Regions from separate parts of the Homo sapiens genome. Here regions 1 and 3 are each linked to region 2. A link is a loop called in an ENCODE intact Hi-C map of the cell type or tissue named here. Cell type or tissue: Caco-2. All regions are shown on one strand. Region 1 overlaps CNTNAP2 (contactin associated protein 2). Region 2 overlaps CNTNAP2 (contactin associated protein 2). Region 3 overlaps CNTNAP2 (contactin associated protein 2).

Region 1 (8,000 bases), 74 kb after region 2:
GGTGGCCCGGTTATTTAATCTCTTCATGGTTCAGTTTTCTCATCTAAAAAGTGGAGATCATAATCTTAACTACCTCATACAATTGTGACGAAGATTGAATGGGCTAATATCTGTCAAGTGCTTAAACTGGAGCCTGGCCTACAGTAAATCTTACATAAGTGCACATTATTATTATTATTATTATTATTAAGACAGAGTCTCCCTCTGTCGCCCAGGCTGGGGTGCAGTGGCGTGATCTCGGCTCACTGTAAGCTCCGCCTCCCGGGTTCACGCCATTCTCCTGCCTCAGCCTCCCAAGTAGCTGGGACTACAGACGCCCACCACCACGCCCGTCTAATTTTTTTAAATTTTTTTGTAGAGACGGGGTTTCACCGTGTTAGCCAGGATGGTCTTGATCTCCTGACCTCGTGATCTGCCTGCCTCAGCCTCCCAAAGTGCTGGGATTACAGACATGAGCCGCCACGCCCAGTCTATTATTTTTATTATAGGTTCAGTCTCCTACTCACTCCTCATTTTGTGACCCCTGCCGCATGTTTTTAAGTGAGCATTTTTACCATTAATGCTATTCTGATCACTTCTACACACTGGCCGCCGAGTGACCTCCCTCCCACCTGTACATCACCACCATCTTACTGTTTTCATTGCAGTTCACAGTACACAGCCTCATATGAACAAAATTCATTGGCTTCACATTAAATATTTTAAAATACTTCACCAATCATATCGATATTTTAAAAATTTAGGGTGTAATCTTCACATATCTGTGGCTCATGGTACATTTTTTAGCTTTGCACAGTGCTAATCTCCTCTGGTGAAGAGAGGGACAAGGAGACTCTGGAATTCACAGTCGCACATGGGGAAGGGTGTTCTGTCACACTGTCAAATTCCTTATTGGCCTTCTTATCTGCAAATAATATCAAGGTGCTTTCTTACGAGTGAGAGGAAGATAGAATCATGTTGATATGCTTTGACAAAGGAAACGTTAAATTACATATTGCTAGTAGGTAGAGGTCTGTAATAGACCAAATTCTACATAGAGAAGCCTGGAGCAGATTTGCCTTCGCTTGGGTTGTAGTTTATGCCACGCACCAAACAACGTTTGTTCCATTACCATCGCTGACTTAGAAGCCCCCATTACCAATCACAATGTGTTTTTTGTTTGTTTGGTTGTTTTTTTTTTTTTTTTTTGAGACAGAGTCTCGCTCTGCCACCCAGGCTGGAGTGTGGTGGCACGATCTTGGCTCACTGCAACCTCCACCTCCGGGGTTCAAGCAATTCTCCTGCCTCAGCCTCCCGAGTAGCTGGGATTACAGGCACCTGCCACCATGCATGGCTAATTTTTGTATTTTTAGTAGAGACGGGGTTTTGCCATGTTGGCCAGGCTGGTCTCGAACTCCTGACCTCAAGTGATCCACCAGCCTTAGCCTCCCAAAGTGCTGGGATTACAGGCGTGACCCACCATGCCCAGCCTAATCACAATGTATTTCAAAGGCGAATTAGCTTTAGAATGAGTTACATGAGCAATTTCCCCCAAAGATAATTTGTTGACGCTTTGCTTGTGCAACACCGAGAACAACCACGTAACTTTCCTGTACAGAGAAGATATTCGTGACTGGCCCCAGTAAGAGAAATTTACCTGATAGTTTTAAAATCCAAACTCACATTACCCAAATGTATTTGTAGCACGCATTTATACCTAACGAACCACATTCTTACCTATAACTTTTCCCAGAAAGAGCGACTTGGGAGAATTGAAGAGGGTGTCGGATGAACTTGGCAGATGGTAACTCACAGAAGGATAATGATCGAGCTGCAGGAGGAAAACAAGAGACACTTTTAGAAGCACGTCTCTACCCTGTGTGGAACCAAATCTTCCCTGTGGGGATGACATCACTCTTTGAACCCTGGTTTTCTGATATCTTATTTCATCAGCACTGACTCTAAAACACCACCCCGAGAAAATGGAAACCCATGTCTTCCTTTGCTGGGGTTCTTTGAAAAAATCTGAGGATGGTAAGTGAAGATCCTTTATGAACGGCTCTCCAGGTGATGTACATTTTCTGTGGATGATTTACCTACAGGATTAAGATCCATGTTCTTTTTAATGGAGTAACATCTGCTTGATCCAATCTCCAGTGTCAGCCTCTGATAGGGAATATGCCACATCTACAGCAATGAAGTTTTGCGGAAACATTTTATTTTGTGACATGATCACACACACACACATACACACACACACACTCAAATGCTGAGGGTCAAGTGGGGTAAACAGTTGTAGTTTTCTCGGTTATCCCAATGAGAATGATTTCTCCTGCCACAGGCAGGGGTGGTTGGGCGAGTTGGCAGCAGAGGGAGAGAAATGAAGCTGTTGGGAACGGTGCACAGACAGTAACCACGGAAGCGACGCACGTTTCTGATCCTGTTGCCCGTGGACAAAGTGCCAATGGTGGTGTCAGAATCACTGGCCTTGCCCTTTGTGTCCCTGTGTGGCTTTTCCTGCCTTATCTTCTCAGCTGTCTTTTTACCACCTATACAGTCTAGATGTGTTTCTCCAACTGTGAGCTCTTAGAGCTTTCTGGGCCTTTTTTGGGCCCCCCACCCCGGTGGAAAACATTCTTTTGTAAGCATTCATTTTTCTGAAGTGAGTTTAATACGTGCTAAGGTCAGCATGACGAGAGGTGCGGGTTATAAGAAAGCACAGCATTGCTTTCCGACATGGGCATTCCCATGGGGGCCACGTCAATTGTGTAGAGGAAGGAGACAGAACAAGCAGCAACTTGTTGAAGGCAGCAGCACAGACTCAGAAGCAGATACGATCCAGAGTCCTTGCTCAAACTGGGCCTGATTAGGCAAAAAACTGTCCTTCAGATGAGCAAAGATGCTGGAAGCTAGCTGTGCTCTTGGGAGGAAGGAGAGAGTGGCAGTGAAGAAAGAGGGCAGGCAAGTGATCAAATGGCATCACCACATCATACTACGATGAATAGTCATTCATTATTAATGACTGTCTGCAGCAGAATCTTGAAACTGCTTCCTAGAAACTTAGAGATCATTGCACAGTCACGGTTAAGAGTCAAAGGGTCCTCACATCTCAAGAACATTTTAGATTTTTGACCCACAGAACTGGTACAGTAGGTTTTTGTGCATGAGTAGTATTGCCACAAAAATCCAAAAGCACCCCACCCCCAAAAACTATTAAAGTAAACATTTGCATGCTTGGCTATCATTTTGAAAAGTTTTCTATAACGTCAAATGCATCATTAACAAAACAAACCAGGTGTGGTGGCTCATGCCTGTAATCCCAGCATTTTGGGAGGCTGAAGCTTGTGGATCTCTCGAGTCCAGGAGTACAAGACCAGCCTGGGCAATATAGTGAGACCATTATCTCTATAAAAATTTTAAAAAGTAGCTGGGTGTGGTGGTGTGCACCGGTAGTCACAGCTACTCGAGAGGCTGAGGTGGGAGGATAGCTTGAGGCCAGGAGGTCAAGCCTGCAGTGAGCTGTGGTCATGCCACTGTGCTCCAGCCTAGGTGACAGAGTGAGACCCTGTCTGGAAGCAAACAAACAAACAAAAACACTTATTCCGTTCAGATAATCTTAAATATTTAAAATCTCATATATATGTTTCTTTGGAGCAAAAGCTCTTCAGTTTCTGCTCTTAAATATTAGCTAGCTGCTTTGCTGCCATCTAATGACACCCATGGGTAACTGCCACCGCACTTCTGTTTACTTACTCTCTTTTGTTAAATGGTTAAATGCAAAATGCCATTGTTAACCAATAGCCTACCTGGCAATGCCTTAGGAGGTGATAATCTCCACCTCATACTTCTTACAATTTAAAAACTAAATTTGTGATCAGGGCAGTGGCTTACGCCTGTAATCCCAACACTTTGGGAGGCCGAGGTGGGTGGATCATGAGATCAAGAGATCGAGACCATCCTGGCCAACATGATGAAACCCTGTCTCTACTAAAAATACAAAAAGTAGCTGGGTGTGGTGGCACTCCCCTATAGTCCCAGCTACTCAGGAGATTGTAGCATGGGAATGGCTTGAACCTGGGAGGTGGAGGTTCCAGTGAGCCGAGATCGCGCCACTGCACTCCAGCCTGGTGACAGCAAGATTCCATCTCAGAACAAAAAAAACAAAACAAAAAACTAAATTTGTAACAAAGTTCTATTTTCTTAAAGAATTTTAAAAATGGATACAAATAATATATGTTCATTATAGAAAAACACAGATTTGCCGGAAAAAAAGTTGCCTGCTAATAATAAATGTTAATTTCTAATGTATTTTCTTTCAACTTTTTAAATAAAAAAGGGATGGAACCCAAGTAACACATTGTTTTGTATATTTTTTAACTTGATGATATATTATGAATGTCGCTCTGTGTCGATAAAAATACAACAAAATTCTATTTTCTTAGCTTTAAAAATGGATACAAGTAATATACGTTCGTTATAGAAAAAATGATATAGATTTGCAGAAAAAAACTGCCAGCTGATAGTCAATGTTAACTTTTAATGTATATTCTTTCAACTTTTTAAGTAAAAAGGGATGGAACCCAACTAACACATATTATGTTTTGTATATTTTTTAACTTGACGATATATTATGAATGTCTTCTGTCTCAATAAATATACAACAAAAATCATTTGTCATGGATGACTAGTATTTCGTTCTATGGATACATAGTACACAGTTTTAAAGATTAAATTTCCATGTTTAGGTTTTTACATTTCTGTGTCCTCAGGCCCAATACAGCCCAATACAATACATGGTGGGATCTTGATAATTGACATTAACAGTTGTTAATGCAACTTTTAAAGTCGCGAGCACCGAAGGGAAATCCGTCCTCAGGTTTGGCATGACCCACACAGTGGAGGTACCTTCCTTTTCCTGAATTGTTTCTGCAGATCCAGACTAGACGGCCTTGGCTTTTTGGCAGCCATTTTATATTATTTTTGCTGAGCTACAGTAAAATAAAATTCCTAGTTGATCTCTATAAGTGTATTCCCTTCCTATGTCTGCGTGGTTGATGGCTTTAACCAAAAATGCTAAATTTTACATTTATTTATATAAACTTTTCTTTCTTTCTTTTTTTTTTTTTTGGGACTGAGTCTCGCTCTGTCGCCCAGGCTGGAGTGCAGAGGCACCATCTCGGTTCACTGCAAGCTCCGCCTCCCGGGTTCACGCCATTCTCCTGCCTCAGCCTCCCTAGTAGCTGGGACTCCAGGCGCCCGCCACCACGCCCGGCTAATTTTTGTATTTTTAGTAGAGACGGGGTTTCACTATGTTGGCCAGGATGGTCTCGAACTCTTGACCTTGTGTTCCGCCCACCTCGGCCTCCCAAAGTGCTGGGATTACAGGCGTGAGCCACCGCACCCGGCCACTTTTATATATTTTGTTTTGAAACACAGTAATAGCCTCTACTCAGAGGTTTTTGATTGTTGATTGTGTCATCTTGCTTCTCGGTGATCCTGCTCGGTTTTGACTTTTCTAAAAAACATAATGAACACTCCTAGCCTTAACTCATTGATGAAGTCATTAATTTCAAAACAGTGAACAGGAACCTAAATGGGTCATGCTGTACAGTTCTAATCCAAATTACCTGCTCAGTTAGGAAAATATGAGAAGTGACGAGGATATCCAGAAAGCCTTCAACATTCACAAAGGTGAAGCTGCAGTGCCTGAGGAAATTCTCAAAGGAGGGAAGGAGGAAAGCGTTCTCCGATCAGTCTCTGATCTTACCACGAGCAAGGCGTCCTTACGTCTTCTCTCTCGCATACTCCTGCCTGCCTTGTGTCTAAGAAGGCGGGCTGTGGCCGGAAGGGATGAGTGGGATTGTGGGGAAGGTGGGTTAAAGCAAGAGGACCCCAAAGGAAAAGCAGCTCTGCAGCTGACGGCGGATGCTTTGCCGAGTGTTACCACCAGGTGGTGCTGTCCCCCTGCCGAACATAATTCAGAACAGCAGCATCGGATCAGGGCTCTCCAGGACCTGACCATGTGACACGAGACCATTCTGCAATTTTGTCTGAATATGGAGATATGGTGGGCGGAATCATGCCTCCCAAAGATAACATCCTAATTCTCAGGACCTGAGAGCGCGTCACCTTCCTTGGCAAGAGGGGCTTTACAGATGTGATTAAGATAATAGGGGAATTCTCCTGGATTCCCTGGGTGGGTCTCAGGTCCCCACCAGGGTCTTTATAGGAGGGAGGCAAGAGGGTCGCAGTGGAGAGAAGATGTGACAACGGAAGCAGAAGTTAGAGTGACGTGAGGAAGGGCCCAAGGAACGCAGGAGACTCTTAGAAGCTGAGAAAGGCAAGGAAACAGATTCTCCTCTCAGAGCCTGCGGAAGGCACCAGCCTTTCTGATTGACTTCAGCCGTTTGCGCTGACTTTGCACTTCTGGCCTCTGGAACTGTGAGATAGTAAATGCATGTTGTTTTAAGTCCTTAAGTTTGTGGCAATTTGTTACAGCAACACTGGGAAACTAATACAAGAAATTAAAAAATAACAGACCTTGTACAACCCAAAACCAAAACATCTCTTTCTCCCGGCAATTTCTTCAATAACAACGTTAGTGTTCTCCATTCTTCCTGCCTCCCAGATGAAATGCATTAAGAGGCCCAATAACTGAATTAGCCCTGCTTTTCTGAGAGCACCCAGTTGATTAGAGACACCTGCTTCCTTGAACCCTCCCCACCATAAGCCTGATTCCTAAAATAAGCCCTTCCTGACTCTTAGAGCCACCCCGTCATTCTCTAAGGTATATGGGTCCCTTTGCGTCAATTATCAATCAACTCGTTGCTTCCTGGCTCCCAATGCACCCTTCAATATAAGCTCTATGATAAACAATGGAATTCCTTAAAGATTTTGCTTTTAAGGTGAGCACAATGTCAAGCTTTCTCAGTAGCGTGCTCTGGAGGGACACTGCAAGAGGAAGGGGCTTACTGCAATTTCCAGCACAGGCTCGAGGAGGGGGATAGCAGAGGCTCTGCCCAGAGTGCGAGGACATGAGGTGAAGCCTGTCTGAGTCGCAGGCCTTTTAAGAGAACCCTCTGTGACCCTAGCGTCTCAGCCATGGCAACCTGCCCACAGACCTCTGGACGTGTGTCTGAACCGCCCTGGTAGCCCCTCACTCTCACCCCCACCGCCATTGCTATTGCCTGCTCCCCCACCTGCACTCCAGAGGGCAGCCAGCCTGTCGCTCCCCCAGCAATTCCGGACCAGCTCCAGCTTGGCTAAGCAGGGGTCTCTGCTCTCTGCCAGGCAGACACACCTTCTCCAGCAAGGTCCTGAAGGGCTTCAGAACACGCCACCTCCAGATATGCTGGCTTGAGATGGGGACAATTTTGAGCTAAAGGCACTTGAAAAACAACAGATGCGTTGGGCGTGGTGGCTCACGCCTATAATCCCAGCACTTTGGGGGGCAAAGTGGGCGGATCACCTGTGGTCAGGAGTTCGAGACCAGCCTGGCCAACATGGTGAAACCCCATCTCTACTAAAAGACAAAAATTAGCCGGGCATGGTGGTGCACGCCTGTGGTCCCAGCTACTTGAGAGGCTGAAGCAGGAGACTCGCTTGAACCCGGGAGGCAGAGGTTGCAGTGAGCCGAGATGGTGCCACTGCACTCCAGCCTGGGTGAGAGTGAGACTCCATCTCAAAGAAAAAAAGAAAAACAACAGATGCACAAAGGACACTCTGACCTCCCCTTTTCTTCCTGAAAGCAGGAGATGAAACTTTCATATGGAAGATGGCTTCTCTCTACCAGGAAGAAAAGAACATTCTTCTCTCCAGAGGCGGGGAGTTGAGGCCGAGGGAAATCGGTACAAACAAAAAGTGTTTTGACAGTTAAAAAGCTCTTGTTAAAATAACCCTTGTCTTTAGTATCTCCATATAGTTAGTTACTTTTTCAAAATTACTACTTTTTGTTCACCCTGTTGCATAAGCACTTAGGCCTGGCTGCTTTTGGATCTTGGTGTCCTGTGAAGGCCCTCACA
Region 2 (8,000 bases):
AATTGAGCTAGCAGTATTAAAAAATGAATTTTGACTATGATTATTCGTAAAAGCAGTGCAATCATGGGAGGCCTTGTGCATGTATGCACAGATATACCAAGATTTTAGAATGAAAAGTGGATGACAATGGAGGCTGTTCCCAAAACCCTCTGAAGTTTACACAGCCATGCCTTAACAAGAAGTACAGAAAGAACACTTACAGGATACATTAGAATGAGAAAATACTAAATATTAAGGCATTTTTTTTTAAAGTTGAGAAGTGTTGGCTTTCATGCTAGCCTCTCACTTTCAAATCAATACCTTGGACTATACAGAAATAAATTCGAGGCCAGTTTTCAGGAATACAGATTTTAAAATGATGAAAGTGGCAGAATGGTCATCATTTCTGACTCTTTATTGAGGACAAAAATTTCACATTTGTATTATCCTGTTGGAAGCCTGGTGGCGAGTCTGTTTTGAAGACATGATAAACCACCGCAGCAGAGAGTAGAAGGGCCACTGGGAAGGCCTCTCCATGGGAGACCCTTCTCAACACGTAAATAGCTCTGGGCTTGGTTGATTCTGACAAGAAGAAATTAAAGACATAAAACACTCTTCTCTTTCAGATGCGTTGGCTAAGCCTCTGCTCCATCAATTCCCTACTCTCCTCTCAGCTCCACAGGGCACAACACAAACCTCGGGAAGAGATTCCCTTTTCTGGGGGTCACTAGTCACTCTCCTTTGCCTTCTTTCCATGCATCTCACCTTCTCACTAAATTAGAGACTGGGTCAAATGTGGAGTATGGTTTCTGGGAAGTCATTGCTTATTGGCAGTGTATGAAGGTTTAACATAATTTCAATGCATTTTGCCTAAAGTGTTATAGACCCTTTCACTAGTGAGAGAACATCAAAGCCACGCTAATTTATTTAAAATTTGTCTTGAGCTCAGACATCCGGGAATGTGAAAGTTAGAACATTTCTATACTACTAAGGTAGTATAGAAAGACCATGAGCTTAGGGGTCAGACCAACCTGGCTTCTGCTCCCCACCTTAGAAGGTGAGTGACATTGGGCTAGTAACTTCACCTTTCTGAAGCCTCCGTTTTCTGATCTGTAAAATGGGGATAATGTTAGGTAACGCCTAAAAATTGATGGGGACAATATCAATACTTAATAGTTAATTATTATAGTTAATAGTAAGCAATAGACTTTTGAGTAATGGTTGCTATTATTGGTTCTATTACCAACTTTCAGCAGCCTTGGGATTTAAATAACAGCCAGCAACTACACAGAAAACAGTCTTTTAACACACTATTACGGATTAGAACTAGGTAGTATAGCTCAGCTACTGATTAAAAAAAAAATTAAAAAAAAAAGAAATCCTCTGAATCGATTAAATGCAGTGAACTTCCAAAGTGCACATTTCAAATGAATAAGTGTGGGCTGGCAAGAGGCACAGTACCATTACAGTAGAAGCGGAAAGAACGTGAGGAATGAGGCTTTCCCAAGTTAGACCTGTGGTAGTTCAGGTCTTGACGGGCCACCTTGGTGTTTCTTCACAATCAGCGCTAAGTGCATAGCATATGTGCATGGAATTCCTGGATCAGCAGTCGCTGTGGGTCAGAATCCAGATCTTGGCCTTGCAGACCCGTTCAGAAGAAACAAAGGCTGTCTAGACCTCCCGTTTGTGAAATAAACTTGACTTGCACTAGAAGAGCTCCAAGGGTCCTTGTAACATTACAAATAATTTCATAATTCTCTGTTTCTGGAAAAAGTAAAGACGGGCCTGGAGAGGCGGTAATTACACTTTCTGTTCTCTCTTAGTCTCTCTCATCCCATTAAACACAGCCTAGATCAGGTGGAGACGCCTCTCAATAAATACTATGAAAGAATCCACGCTTTCCTAATTGTTTGGCTTCTTAATCAAAAGAAGAGCTTCCTTTCAATTGTTAATGATGCAAATCAATAGGGTATGTGGAAGAAATGACACCTATTCAGAAAGCTGTGAACGTCTGAAGTGCTAATGGTGATGATTAGGTATTATGCAAAGAAAAAGCGAGAATCAATTCTATTCTCCACACACTGCCAGTGGGACTCAGTCCCTACGGGGAGAGGAGCAAGTCCAGAACTGTCTGCCAAATATGAGGGTGAAATATTAAAGCCACCTTCATGGATAACCAAACACTATGCTGAGTTTCAAAAGGGGAAAACCAAACAAGCAATTTGATGCTATTTTTACTCCTTAGGGACAAAGGCAAACTGAACAGGACCGACTTTAAATGTAACGTAATGATTCAAGGAACCTATATGCTTTATCTTCCCTCGGGATGTTAATTATTCTGTTTAAGGGCTAATTTGTTTTGCAGGAGTGTGAAAGCACGCTCCGTTTTGGTGATACTTTTCAGATACTTTTGGGGTGTGTCTACTTACAGAAAGCATTACCTACTAGTATTGTTACTGATTAGTATCTATAATGTTATAACAACTACTAATTTGTTCTAAATTAAAAAGGAAGTCCCCTTCTTTAAACAAGTCTCAAAAATTTTATAGCATGCCAGAATATTAAGATGCTCCTGAAAAGTGTGGGATTTAACTGTTAACATTTAACAGTTCACACCATGTAAATCTCAGCTTTGCCTACACACACACACACACACACACACACACACACACACTGCACGAAGGAGCACTCTCAGATTCTCCTCGTTTTCCTTTACTTGCTCCCCGTGCAGTGACCCTGTGGAGTAGACTTGGTAGTGCTTCGAATGCAAACCCAAACGCTGTGATTTACTCCCCAAAGAACCCCCGACCTTGCAGAGAGAAGATCAAGAATCGGAAATTTTTTGACCAAAAGCGCTGCTTGCAGAGGTGTTAAAATCCAGTTACAGTGCCCCGCTCATCACCCGGACGCTCTCTCCGCCGCCTCCCGCGCTCCCCGGGCTGGAGCAGCGCACCCTTGCAACACTTGCACCGGGAGGCAGCTCCATGTGGGAGCCAGCCCGCGCGCAATACTTGCCTCTTCCCGCCAGCCCCGGTTCAGGTGTGCCCCTCGCTTTGTGATGCAGGTGGCTTTCCCACTGGCCGGGTCAGACTTCAGAACCCCCGAGGACCGTCCTTTGTCGGCCGGCAGCCCGAGTCCCGGCGGGCAGCTTTGAGTCCACCGCTCTCGGGATCAAACCCCGCACCACTGAAAGGCAGGTGAGGGGAGGACGCAAAACCCGGGGTGGAGCGCTAGGCTGCGGCGGCGGATCTGACTGTACTGGGAGAGCCACACAAAAGTATCCAAGGAAAAGCCAATATCTGGACTGGAGTTTTAAAAAACGTAATTGTACTTGCATCCTCCCACCCGTGGGCAATACACACAGCACAAGAGTGGGTCTTTTTTTTTTTTTCGATGTTTGGGCTTTGAGCCTCCTGGTGTATCTGCGTTAAGCACCTTTGATACTGTTGACCTACAAGGAGGGCTCTGAGAGCCCGGACTGCGGGGAAGAAAGTTTTTTTACACTTCGTGTCTTACTTACACTACGCTTGTTGTGGATGGCATTAATAACGGGATTAGCATGGAAAGGGTTACTGTGCTTGATGCTATTGGCAGAGAGAGAGACACAGAGACTGGGTCAATAGGGATTATTTCTGAATGGAACATCTGATACTCTGGGATCTGGGAAAAAATATAATGTTTTCTGATTTTCCTGTCGGGGTTCTACTGCTGTGTGGCCTCCTTCACTCTCAGAGCACAGGTTACGTCCTGTGTAATACTCAGTTTCTGATGGTGGTTTTTTCTTCTTCCACCTCCCCTTTCTCTTCCCCTTCTCCTCCTTCTCCGTCTTCTTCTCTCACTCCCTCCTCTGCTCTTTTTTGAGAAGCCTTAAATCCCACACTTTTCAGGAGCATCTTAATATTCTGGCATGCTACAAAATCAAGTATTTTTCTTTTTATCTTTATGTTGCTTCTCAAAGAAAGGGAAGACAGTAGTGATAGGAAAGAGCAGAAAATGCTTATTGAGGTCCAGGCAGTAGCAGCTGAAGCCTTTAGCAAAATAAACCTTGCTCTGCCTCCTGGTTCATCAGCAGTAACTCACCCCCCCCTCACCCCCCCACGCCCCAATTACTGGGCAATATAAGAGATAGGAATTTGCAAAGGATAGTGGGTAAGAGGCTAGGTCGGGGTGGGGGGAGGGAAGAGTTTGTCCATGGGAGAGAAAATTAGGAAGCTGTAACTTGACTTTCGTAAAGCGCTCTGTTCTTCTGTCTTTTCCAAATGAAGGACAACAGGAAGAGCCTGCTTCATCTGGATTTTCTAATAGACACAGGTTCTGCAAAAAGGATCATGATGCACAGAATGACACACTTCAAATCAGATTATAGGTGTCAGAAACCAAAAAATTAAGTCACCATAGCCAGCCCTTACTCTAATAATTGTTTAAATACATGATCTTTCTAAATGCTCACATCAGCATATTGTATGTCTCCATTTATATAACATGACATTGTGGAAAAGGCAAACTGTCGGGACAGAAATCAGATAAGTGGCTCTCAGGGGCTGGAAGTACAGGATGAGGGGGACAACAAAGGATGTAAGGGAAATCTGGGGGTAATGGATTGCTTTGTGTGTTGATTATGGTGGTGGCTACCTGAATATATTTGTTTGTCAAAACTCATAACTCTACTTAATATAAAATAGTGGATTTTATCGTATGTAAATTTAAGAAACATTCTGTAGCCATAATAAAGATTAAACTAATCAAGTTTAAGGACATTTAAAAAGTCCCCCTGACCCATTGCTCTTTCATCTAAGAAGGTACAATAGGGAATGTGATTAAGAGCTTACTCACTGTGGAGACACCACAGACATAAGGCTTAGAATTTAACAGAGAAGTGTCCCGAAAGTCCAATGTACAGCATATACTCTGCATGGCGCAGGGCCAAGAGCTGGCTAGAAATACATAAAAACCCATTCCTTTTTCACTCTCCACAGTGGTGAGTAGAGATTTCTGTGCAAGAGGTTAGAAGTAGCTGGTAACAAAGCTCTAAAGTGGAGAGACTGGCAAGACGCAGATGAGAAGGGTTGGATCTTGGACAAAGTAGCAGAGGGAAATGCCTGCTGATTCTGAGAAGATCAAACAAAAAGAATGTGACTGAAAGCAGTGGTTCCCAAACCTCGTTTCACATCGAAATCACCTGATTCTCGCTAGATCCAGGGCTGTCAGGGAATCTGACGGTGAAGGAGCTTCCTGGGTGATTGTTTTCAGCTGCCTAGGGCCAGGGCTTGTCATAGGAGAGAAGGAAAGTCCTCCCGGCTCAGGGAGGAGGCTCCTTGTGGGCAGGCGGGTCAGGGCATCAGGATAAGAGGGAGCTGCTTGGATGTGCAGGGGGAGGGCTTTCTTGGGAGGCTGGAGCGATGCCTCTCACAGACTCAGGGAGCAGAGAGGGAGGGGGAGCAGCAGGGGCCTCCTCAGCTTTAGTGGGGTGTCTGCTGCACCGTTAGGGAGGAATGGGGGGAAATGTGAAGTGTCCCCCGTGTTGATATCACTAGCACCTTGCTCTGTGCCTGGGCATTGTGGCCAATCGATAAATATTTCGGGAATGAATGAATAAATGATTGCCACTCCATTAGGCACCTTCCTATATATGTTGCCTAATTTCACAATTACAGCTACCCCTGGGAGAGAGACTGTTATCCTTTGTAGACAGGGCATCTTCAATGCTCAGAGAAGTGAAGTAACCTACCCATCGTTTCACAGTTAGCAAATGCAATGGATATTTTAGCAAAGAATGAGCAGAGATAAGCCTGCCCTGGTAGGTTTCTTTCCACACTATTGGGATTCTGACAATGGACTTGAGTGTTTCATATTTGAAAACATATGAAAGATTGATCTCTTCATGAATGATTACATTTTAAGGTCAAAACCAGTAAGTTTCAAATGTTTCCTAAGGAATGTGTCTATTTTTGATATAAGTTCTATGGCATTAAATTATTTAATAATGGCTCTAGACTGGGGGACAGAGGGAAACTAGATCGCATTTTCTTGGCTCCGCCAGTTGTTAAAATGACTACTTGTTCTGGAATGTACCTTTTAGTTTTGGCTTTTTTTTTTTTCTTTTTCATCAACCAAACAGGAAGTGTAGGTTAGACAGGAGCCAGTCAGTACTCACAGGCTTCCCACTGGAAATCTCTTTTTAAAAGCAACCGAAACTTTTTTTTTTTAAAAGACCATCACCACTGCTACTGATTAGTAAAAGATGACTCTGAGAAGCATATCAACTGCTATATATTTTCAGCCTTCCTCCTTTTTTTAACTATTTGTATTTTTCCTTCCATATTTCTCTAGATGAAACTAGATAAAACTATATCATTTCATTATATCACTATTTGTATTAAATAAGGACTAGAATTAAGGTGCTATCTTGCATAAAATTATATTTATATGCTTAGCTATTAAATTCAAACCCCAAATCTATGAAATAAGATAGAACCAATCAAAGACAATTCTGACACTGGATTCAAATCCAGCATAAATGTTCTTCAAGTTTTTGTAGAATGAATGAATAAATGAATCTAGTTCTGTAATGAGAGGCAGTTACTTAAACCAAACAATGTAGTCATGGCTGGATATGTAGATATTGGGGCAGGAAGACAGACATAAATTCCTCTGGGCAAGAAGGGAAGGAGAATGAGGGAGGTGGGTGACCTTCCTCCTAAGCCTTTTAGTTTCAACAGCTTCATGAAAGATATGGGAATTTCAAGCCAGGAGAACTGAGCACTAATTTGTTAAAGTTGTGAAAAAAAACGTACAATATTTAAACCTGGAGAATACTATAGTTGAATATATCAAAAAGGCTAAGGCAATGTTAAGTAAATAAAAATCTAGAAAGTTTAGCAAATTGTCTCTAAATTCAAATGTGAGTCAGCAGACGGAGATGAAGGGCCAATGAAATGTATTAGGAGGCAGCTTTCTCCCGCATTTCTTTTAGGGGATGATTAGCTGGGGAGCAGGCTGAAGATGGATACCAGCCATCACATTTCAGTTCTTGCGGTTACTGATGTCTGCCTAATCTTCCTTCTCTTGACACGTAATTATAAGCTAGGTGTATATCTGATACAGCAGTTGGTCTCACTCCTGCCTAGTGTCTGGGAGTCTCTTGTCTCTGCTAGGTGTGCTATCACAGCTGCGTTAATCAGTTGATGTGGAGTAGCAGAGCCTGAGGAAGTCACCTCCCTGCTGGAGGTGTGGGCAGTGATTGGCAGCACTCAGCAACAGCAGGAGACTCCCATCATGAGAAAACCCCCATCACAGTCTGCTCAATCCCTGCAATCACTCCTAGAGGCTGTGTGTTCTTTTCAAAGGCATGGCAGGCCTGGATTTCATTGTCTTTTCCCTTTATGAGTTGAGGTATTAGAGAGGAGACCTGCTGTGGGATTAGAGTGGGTTGGCCTCTCTTTGCCTCTGACATCATCTTGAGCCACGGGAGCTCTTTCCTTCTTGGACTTTCCCATGGGGTTTGCTGAGTCTTGCTGCCGTGTTAATTATATTTTCCCTTGGTTGGCAGAATACAAATCAGCTTAGTCATGCTTCTATTTCCTCCAGACACAATACAGCTGAGAGGGAATTTGGCTAAGTGCAGACACAAAGACCAGGCGCCTGGCTCCAGGTGCCTCATCTTCCCCGTCTTTGAGTGGTTCCACCTCAAACACAGACTCAAGGACAAAGAGTCATTGGTAGGATCTGCAAACACTGCCCTCTAAAATTAGAGTCTTGATATCATGAAAGTAGGTTTCCCCTGGCTGTGTCTTTTCAGGAGGCCCCTTCTCTCCACTCTCCCAAAGTCTCCCCCAATGATTGCTGGAGTTCCCCCAGGCAGGCCTTTGCATGGGCAGCCCTCCCCTCTGGTACAAAGCACTTGCTAATCTCTCTCTTCTTGGGTATCATGGCAGTGGCAGTGCTTCTGGGGCCTGGCAAAGGTGTGCAGGCCCTGGTGCTCCATGCTGGGGCAGGGTGCTTTCTGCGGTCACAACTAAAGC
Region 3 (8,000 bases), 51 kb after region 2:
GACTAAAACACATGCTGATCACTTACATACTTCTTTTATTACTGCGAACTCTCATATACTAATTTACCATGTGATTGAAGTCAGTACGGCCTCTGAATATCTAGATTCTTGCACATCGTAGAGATCTCTAAAAACTGGAAAGTCTCAAATCCTCTTCTCTGTAGGACTCAGCACCATCAGATGGTGAAGATCTACATTCATAGAAGTATAAATTCTGACTTGCGCCGGTCAATTTTGTGAAAAGAAGCTTAAAATGGTGCCAAAGCAACACCAAAACCATCCTTTCACAAAACCCATTTCAAGTAATAATTCTCCTTCATGCAGCCACAAAAATAATATCCTCATGGGTATAAATCTTAGAAGGCTGCTGGAAAAAGCTCTCTGTACTTAACGATTGATGGTCCTCAGGGACAGGAATGTGCCCCATGCTGACACATTTATCACCTGTGTTTAGAGCCAGAATAGCACCAGGGAAGGGCTTTGTAAAGAGGTGAGCCTGAGTGCCAGGGTGAGTGATGGATTTGACATAAAAGGCTGAAATGGGAGGTCTAATTACGACAGGGAATGAACAACTACCTTAATGAATCTGCCGCAGAAATTTAGTGTTGTAGGCACCAGCCACATGAAGATAGAAAGTGATAGGGTGGTTGCTCACACCTGTGGAATGCATTATTTAGAACCTGATCACTATTCATTCTGAAATGATAGCATAAAGTGAAGATAAATTCCCATCTCTGGAAATTCTCCTATCCTTGACCTTCACAATGAGAATCAAAACAAAGGCAGCTTTCAAAATGATAAAAAATGTTTTCCAGATTTACTTTCTTTCTTAAAGCATTATAGAGAAATATTTTAGGGTTAGAATTTGCACAGGAATAGAACAATCAGCTTGGTTTTCCGTATGGCTGACTCTCTTTACCATGTGATAGAGGGTTGTGCTTTGATTTCTAAAAGTGAAGGTGAAAACTGTTATGTACAATGATTTTTTAAAAAACAAGAAACATTTTCACTTCAGTTCAATTTGTTTTTCTTTTTCCTCTATTTTTAATTTTAAGCTTAAATTTAATATTTTATCACCTTAAATACTAAAACCAGATACATCAAAATATTATTCAATTATGTTGCTATATTAAAAATCTAGGATACCGTGACTACTTAAATATGACTTCCCTTTTCTATCAATTGAGAAAAGAAATCCCTTTATATTCTGCATATAACACTGAACATAGATTCTGATTTGAACATGTGCTACAATTTTCATTAATGTCACCTGAATTTCCATTATTATTAAGGAAGCTATTTAAAAAAATGTGGTTTGTTATTTTTGTCATTGCAAAAAATAACTCAGGCTTTAAAAGGTTTGTGTGAAAGTGGGTTCATCATCAGCAGAGTTTCTATTGATGACATCATGTGTGTGCAGAGGGAACGTCTGGTCTCTGTTGCTGCCTCCCCCAACAGCCTTGGTTTCTGGTGTGCCTTGTCCTGTAAAGAGGTGAGGGACTGAGCTGGGAAGTCCAGCCAGCCAACAGCAAGAGAGCTGGCCTGTGGAAGGCTTCCATGAGCTGTGTGGCAGCCATCAGCATGATTGGCTATTTTGATGCCACCAGTGTTTGCTGAGAGCAATTCTGTTCCTTTACCCGCCTCCCCAACATGGGGTGTGTGTGTGTGTGTGTGTGAGTGTGAGTGTGTGTGTATTCATTTACATTATCATTTTGCTTCTTGGACACAGGGAAAAAGGAATGAAAAAAACCAAGTAAGTTGGTGTTTATTGGTCATACTCTAGTTGAGGGCTGCCTCAAATCTCTCTGCTATTTCACCCTGGGAGGACAAATCTGTTCCGAAAACTCCCATCAAGACAGTATCTGTGTACCATCCGAGTGACATGTAGTCTTGCCATTCAGGTCATCTCTTAAGCAGAGAGCACACTCTTCCTGCTCCTGAAAACACAATTCAGGTCAGCATCCACCTCTCTTCTCCCCACTCTTCAGTTTCCTCCACCTGCTTTTCACAGAAAAGATTCACCTTCTCCTTTCCAAATCCTCCCACTATGGCCCGTTAAGCACAACCCTGGAGCTATTGTGACTTTCTAGGGGCTGGGAGACAACTGAAATTTCTGAGAGCGCTGAGCTGATAGGGTCCTATTAGAGTGCCTGGTGCACAAAACCTGCACCTTTGGAATATTGGGGTAATCAAAGGGAGACAGGCCTGCTAGGTAGGAATCCCACCACCCTGAGTTGCACTTCTCTTGTGTATTCAAAAATTCAATATACAAAGTGGGTTTTTCTCTCTTTTTTTTTTTTTTTTTTTTTTTTTGCTGAATAAGATATTTTAATCTGTTGTAATTAAAAAGTCAAAGTAGAATGAACAGGAGGTTTAAAAACAGGTCCCCATGCCAACCTCAAGCATGTAGTTGTTGTCCAAGAAATATTTGCTAAATTTAATTGAATTGTGGCTTATGAGTCACTTCTCTGTACCATAAAAGTCTTGGTGGAAAGGTTTTGCAGATACCTTAAATTAACTGGCTATGTTTGACTCTTTTGAAAAGGAAGCAGGGGGAATGATTGGAACAATTTTCAAAAAATAGGTAAAAATTATTAGGTAATATATAATCTGAATAGACCCACAAATTATTAGTGTGATTTCTACTCTATTATTTAATTTAATAGTTTTACATTATCTTAAAGAAGATGCTATGGTTTGAATGTGTCCCCCAAATTTCATGTGTTGGACACTTAATCTCTAAATTCATATGTTGATGGTATTTGGAGGTGGGGCCTTTGGGAGGTAATTAGAATTAGATAAGGTCATCGCGGTGGGTCCCTATGATGGGGCTGGTGGCTTTAAAGAAAGAGGAAGAGAGGCGGGGCGCGGTGGCTCATGCCTTTAATCCCAGCACTTTGGGAGGATGAGGCGGGCAGATCACGAAGTCAGGAGTTTGAGACCAGCTTGGCCAACATAGTGAAACCCCGCCTCTACTAAAAATACAAAAAAGTAGCTGGGCATGGTGGTGGGCGCCTGTAATCCCAGCTACTTGGGAGGCTGAGGCAGGAGAATCACTTGAAGCTGGGAGGCGGAGCTTGCAGTGAGCCAAGATTGTGCCATTGCACTCCAGCCCGGGCGACAGTGTGAGACTGTCTTTAAAAAAAAAAAAGAAAAGAAAAAAAAAAAGGTTGGGCGCGGTGGCTCACGCCTGTAATCCCCGCACTTTGGGGGGCCAAGGCGGGCCGATCACGAAGTCAAGAGATTGAGACCATCCTGGCCAACATGGTGAAACCCCATCTCTAGTAAAAATACAAAAATTAGCTGGGCGTGGTGGCACGTGCCTGTAATCCCAGCTACTCCGGAGGCTGAAGTAGGAGAATCAATTGAACCCGGGAGGTGGAGGTTGCAGTGAGCCAACATCATGCCATTGCACTCCAGCCTGGGCAACAAGAGTGAAACTCCAATTCAAAAAAAAAAAAAGAAAAAAAGAAAGAAAGAAAGAGGAAGAGAGACCTGAGTTGACCTGGTCTTGCCTTCTCACCATGTGATGCCCTCCACCATGCCATGACACAGCAAGAAAGTCCTCACCAGAAGTGGCCCCTGGACCTTGGACTTCCCAGCCTCCAGAAGCATGAATGAAATAAAGTCATTTTCTTTATAAATTACCCACTCTTGGGTATTCTGTTATAGCAACAGAAAATCAGAGGATATATGCATATTTGTTAAAAACAGTTGCTTTGGGATTAAGATGATTATAAATGTGTCAGGAAAAGGAGGGCCAATGGGTCACATGGCATGAAATAAAAACAATCACTCAATCGGTGGCATCTTGCTGGCCACTGATGTTACCTAGTCCAAGAGCTGGGAGGTGTATACAATTATGAGCGAAGCTGAACAATTGTTTTTGTTTATTGACTTTTGCCTTTTTTTCTATAGTGGCTGTTCAAACTTTAGTTTCTTGATTTGATTTTTTCCTTACAAAAATAAGGCTGAAATATTATTTATCAATCAAAAGAAATGATCTATCAAGCCATGACCTGAAGGAAACTTAGATGTATTTTACAAAGTGAAAGAAGCTAATCTGAAAAGGGTACATATTGTATGATTCCAATTATATGACATTCTGGAAAAGGCAAAGCTATAGAGGCAGGAAAAAGATCAGTAGTTGCCTGGGGACCGGGCAAGGAGCAGAGGGGAGGGAGGGATGAACAGGTGGAGACAGAGGACTTTTAGGGCAGGGGAACCACTCTCTATGATACTGTAATGGTGGATCTGTGTCATTACACATTTGTCCAAACCCAGAGAATGTACGGCCCAAGAGATTATTAGGGTACTATGTGTGGCAAGTATGTAACACCAAAAACATGACGTAGAAAGATGTTAATAAGAAGAGAAACTATGTATAACGTGGGGAGGGGTGAGGGAGTATATGGAAACTCTCTGTACTTTTTGCTCCATTTTTCTGTGAACCTAAAAATGCTCTAAATTACAGTCAATTGAAAAGGCTGTAAAGTTAAACCTTCAAACTATTAATCCACACGATAGTGTTTTATTTGCAAGGCTAAGTCACTTTGTTTAATTAATAATGTGACTTCCTTTGTATTATCATTAATTTGATATTAATTAATTTTGATAAAATAACCGTAATAGTTAAGAAATAACAAAAAGATTTTTTTTAACGTGTTTTAGGGTTTGACTTCTATAACTTAGAGTAAGAAAATCTACTAAAACTTACAGTGTTTTAAAAAATAGTAATTAGGCCCACAAAATTAATTTATGATTTATATTAATCCTTTCCTTATTGTTTGACTTTTCTTTCCTTTCTACTTCCTAATGCACTTCCCATATTAACCAGAATTTTGAAGCCAGGTCTTTCTGTGTATAGGGAGCCCAGGCTGCCACAAGACAGTTTGGAGACCTCTACTGGTTAAAAGCCGATGAGAGCACTAGGATCGACACAGAGAGATGGAGGAAAAGGAAAGAGGAGAGAACCTTATCAGGAATTGACATGGTCCCCTTTCTGAAGCATCAAATAAATACACAGTTGACCCTTGAACAATATGGTTTTAAACTGCATGAGTCTACTTATATGTAGATTTTCTCCTGCCTCTGCCAACCCTGAGACAGTAAGACTAACCCCTCTTCCTCCTCCTCAGCCTACTCAATGTGAAGAAGATGAGGATGAAGACCTTTATGATGTTCCACTTCCATTTAAGGAATAATAAATGTATTTTATCTTTCCTATGATTTTCCTAATAATGTTTTCTTTTCTCTAGCTTAATTTATTATAAGAATACAGTATATAATACATATACAAAATATGTCTTTATCAACTGTTCATGTTATCAGTAAGGCTTCTGGTCAACAGTAAGCTATTGGCAGTAAGTTTCTGAAAAGCCAAAAGTTGTATGCAAAATTTTGACTGCATAGGGGGTCAGCACCCCTAATTCTCCTGTTGTTCAAGGGTCACCTGTACTATGCCTATCTCTCAGGGTCTTTTCTCTTTCATAAAACAAACACAGACAGTAAATAAACCAACAAGCACAGAAAGACCCACCCTGGAATCATGGTTCTACCACTTACTAGCTATATGACTTGGCACATGTCACTTTAAAACTTCAGAGCCTCTTTCCTCACATGTCAAGTGCAGATTTAAGTAGGCACTTACTTGCAAGGTTAGAATTAGTGATAATGTAGTGCCAGGCAGGTGTTTCACACTTGGAAGGCATTCAACATACACTGTCCTCCATAGTACCTGTCTAGTTACTGTAAGTGAGACTGAAAGACAGTCTGTTAAATAAATCTGGCACCCGTGATAAAAGACAATGGAATAAGGCTCACTTCTGTGTATGGCTTTGCTTTAACCTCTGAGTTTGTATTTTGAATGCTAATTCCTCCCAGTCAATAAAGATGGAGTAACAGTTGGAAAATGAATTTACCTTGGAGAAGTAGTATAAATTGTGAATTAAAAATTATTAAACACTTCTTTTAGAAGATTATCTTCCTTAGATAAATACACTTTATTGTTTTTTAACAGCTACATTTAAAAGCAGGAAAATAATTCTTACTTAGACCACAGAGTCTGTCTTATCACCAGAGCACAGAGCTGTGACATTCAAAATCTAGCCATGCTTGCTGCCAAAAAACATAACAGTCCCATTAAATATCTGTTATAAACATTTAATGCTTTTTATAGCAGGATTATTCACACCCTATAGATTTTTAAGAGGTGAATAATTCTTTCATGCAAACATTTGTTTTTCTACAACTGCTCTATTCTTCCTTCAAAGTGCTACAGAAAAGTCTGTGGGGATGCCAGTCTTCCCAAATGTGGCCATGTTAGTGCCGGAGGAACATTCAAAGCATAGACTTATTGGGCCAAATCTGCTTCTTCTGTTACCATTTCATTGTGTTTTTCTGTTTTGTTCTTCAGAGCATTCAAACAAGGAGTGACTTGATTTCTTTTTATTCCAATTTGTTAACCTTCAAGCTCTCCAAAGTTTAAATTCCAGGTCGTTAGCAAGATTACATAAAGGGTCTTTGTAGCCCAGACCTTTTTCTTCGAAACATGTTATGTTCCCCTTCCACGGACCTTAAGATGCAGTGGTGTTGAGTGACAGCCAGTCTTTATGCTATAGGAAGCACCATGAGATTTCACAAACCAGAAGGAGAAGACCAGGCTCTACCTGGGTAGCCTTAGTTGGACTTGTTAATCTAGTGTGCTGAGCAGTAACCACTCTCCTCTTACCTCCATGTATTAGTCTGTTTTCACTTTGCTGATAAAGACGTACCTGAGACTGGGTAATTTACAGAGAAAAAGAGGTTTAATGGACTCACAGTTCCACATGGCTGGGGAGGCCTCATAATCATGGCAGAAGGTGAAAGGCACATCTTACATGGCAGCAGGCAAGAGAGAATGAGAGCCAACTGAAAGGGAAACCCCTTATAAAACCATCAGATCTCATGAGACTTCTTCACTACCATGAGAACAGTATGGGGGAAACCCCCCCATGATTCAATTATCTCCCATCGGGTCCCTCCCACAACAAGTGGGAATTATGGGAGCTACAATTCAAGATGAGATTTGGGTGGGGACACAGCCAAACTGTAACGCTCCATGAACATCATGTGTGATAATAGCTGTGGAAGAGCTGTTTAAACTGCAAAATAATATAAAAACATAATGTATCATCATATTCATGTGATGCAGGTTAAAAATAATTCAGTCAATTGTCACTATTTGCAGTAGCTATGTTTCATACAGTTGCTGCTAACACTCAATTAGTGAATACTAAAACATTGTTCCTAAAGTAAATACAGGGTTAGGTTCCTGCAAGCATCTGGTCATAACATTTTATCAACCAACCAATACATTACCTTGCTTTATGTGTGTATCTTATTTAATATTCAGTTTTGAAATAAATGTTGTTGATTTATTAACATTGAGCTCATGGCTGCCAGCACAATCAGTCATGCCTAAAGACAGCTCATCTAACAGATGTATTTTCTCCACAGGACAGATCGCAGCGTCTTGTGCTTAGGAGCAATAGATAGCATTTCAGCACTCCACTTAGGGGCCATTTTATACAGTAAAATCACCAATAAAAACACAAGAATGCAAAAAAAATGGCACTGAATAGACTACAAAAATGATACTTGTTTATGGTATAAGAGCTGAAACTAGAAGGCAAGGGCATCACCTTGTTTGACTTCAAATGAGAATGTACACATTGATGACAAATTGTTTGCTGCACAGCACATGTCTGCAAATAACCACAAAAGCACCAAGAATACTACTTTTGAGGTTCTAAATAAATTTTAGAGAGTAGGTGAATTTGTAAATATGAAATGTATAATAATAATGATCAACTGTATATAAATAAGAAATTCAAAAATTTTCCATGCCTTCTGGAATACTTTGGAATGTTATAATAATAAGAATTCTTTCTTTCTTTCCTTCCTTCCTTCCTTTCTTTCTTTCTTTCTTTCTTTCTTTCTTTCTTTCTTTCTTTCTTTCT

The links. Peaks named below come from ENCODE experiments on the same cell type or tissue, not always from the same donor. Only the 100,000 strongest peaks of a DNase experiment are listed, where the experiment ranks them.
Region 1: it touches region 2 in a loop (5-fold over the local background); 2 of 110 quality-filtered maps call a loop at or near these places.
Region 3: it touches region 2 in a loop (6-fold over the local background); 3 of 110 quality-filtered maps call a loop at or near these places.

What each region holds. Positions count from the first base shown.
Region 1 is chr7:148,260,843-148,268,842 of GRCh38, reverse strand. It overlaps CNTNAP2 (contactin associated protein 2), which reads right to left. Exons shown (of 24, transcript NM_014141.6): 21 at 1,717-1,810. Among named protein-coding and RNA genes, the nearest start is that of C7orf33, 330 kb to the left of the region's middle. RefSeq lists a silencer at 5,752-6,046. In Caco-2, CTCF peaks have their summits at 3,677 and 5,923 (motif pointing right); DNase peaks (open chromatin) are centred at 3,693 and 5,932; H3K4me3 peaks cover 219 bases.
Region 2 is chr7:148,334,628-148,342,627 of GRCh38, reverse strand. All of the region lies in intron 21 of CNTNAP2 (contactin associated protein 2), which reads right to left. Among named protein-coding and RNA genes, the nearest start is that of C7orf33, 250 kb to the left of the region's middle. RefSeq lists enhancers at 1,650-2,255, 2,875-3,405, 6,677-7,582. In Caco-2, no CTCF peak of the experiment used is centred here; a DNase peak (open chromatin) is centred at 3,187; H3K4me3 peaks cover 2,080 bases.
Region 3 is chr7:148,283,258-148,291,257 of GRCh38, reverse strand. The region is part of intron 21 of CNTNAP2 (contactin associated protein 2); the gene reads right to left. Among named protein-coding and RNA genes, the nearest start is that of C7orf33, 300 kb to the left of the region's middle. RefSeq lists an enhancer at 177-731. In Caco-2, a CTCF peak has its summit at 4,928 (motif pointing left); a DNase peak (open chromatin) is centred at 4,897.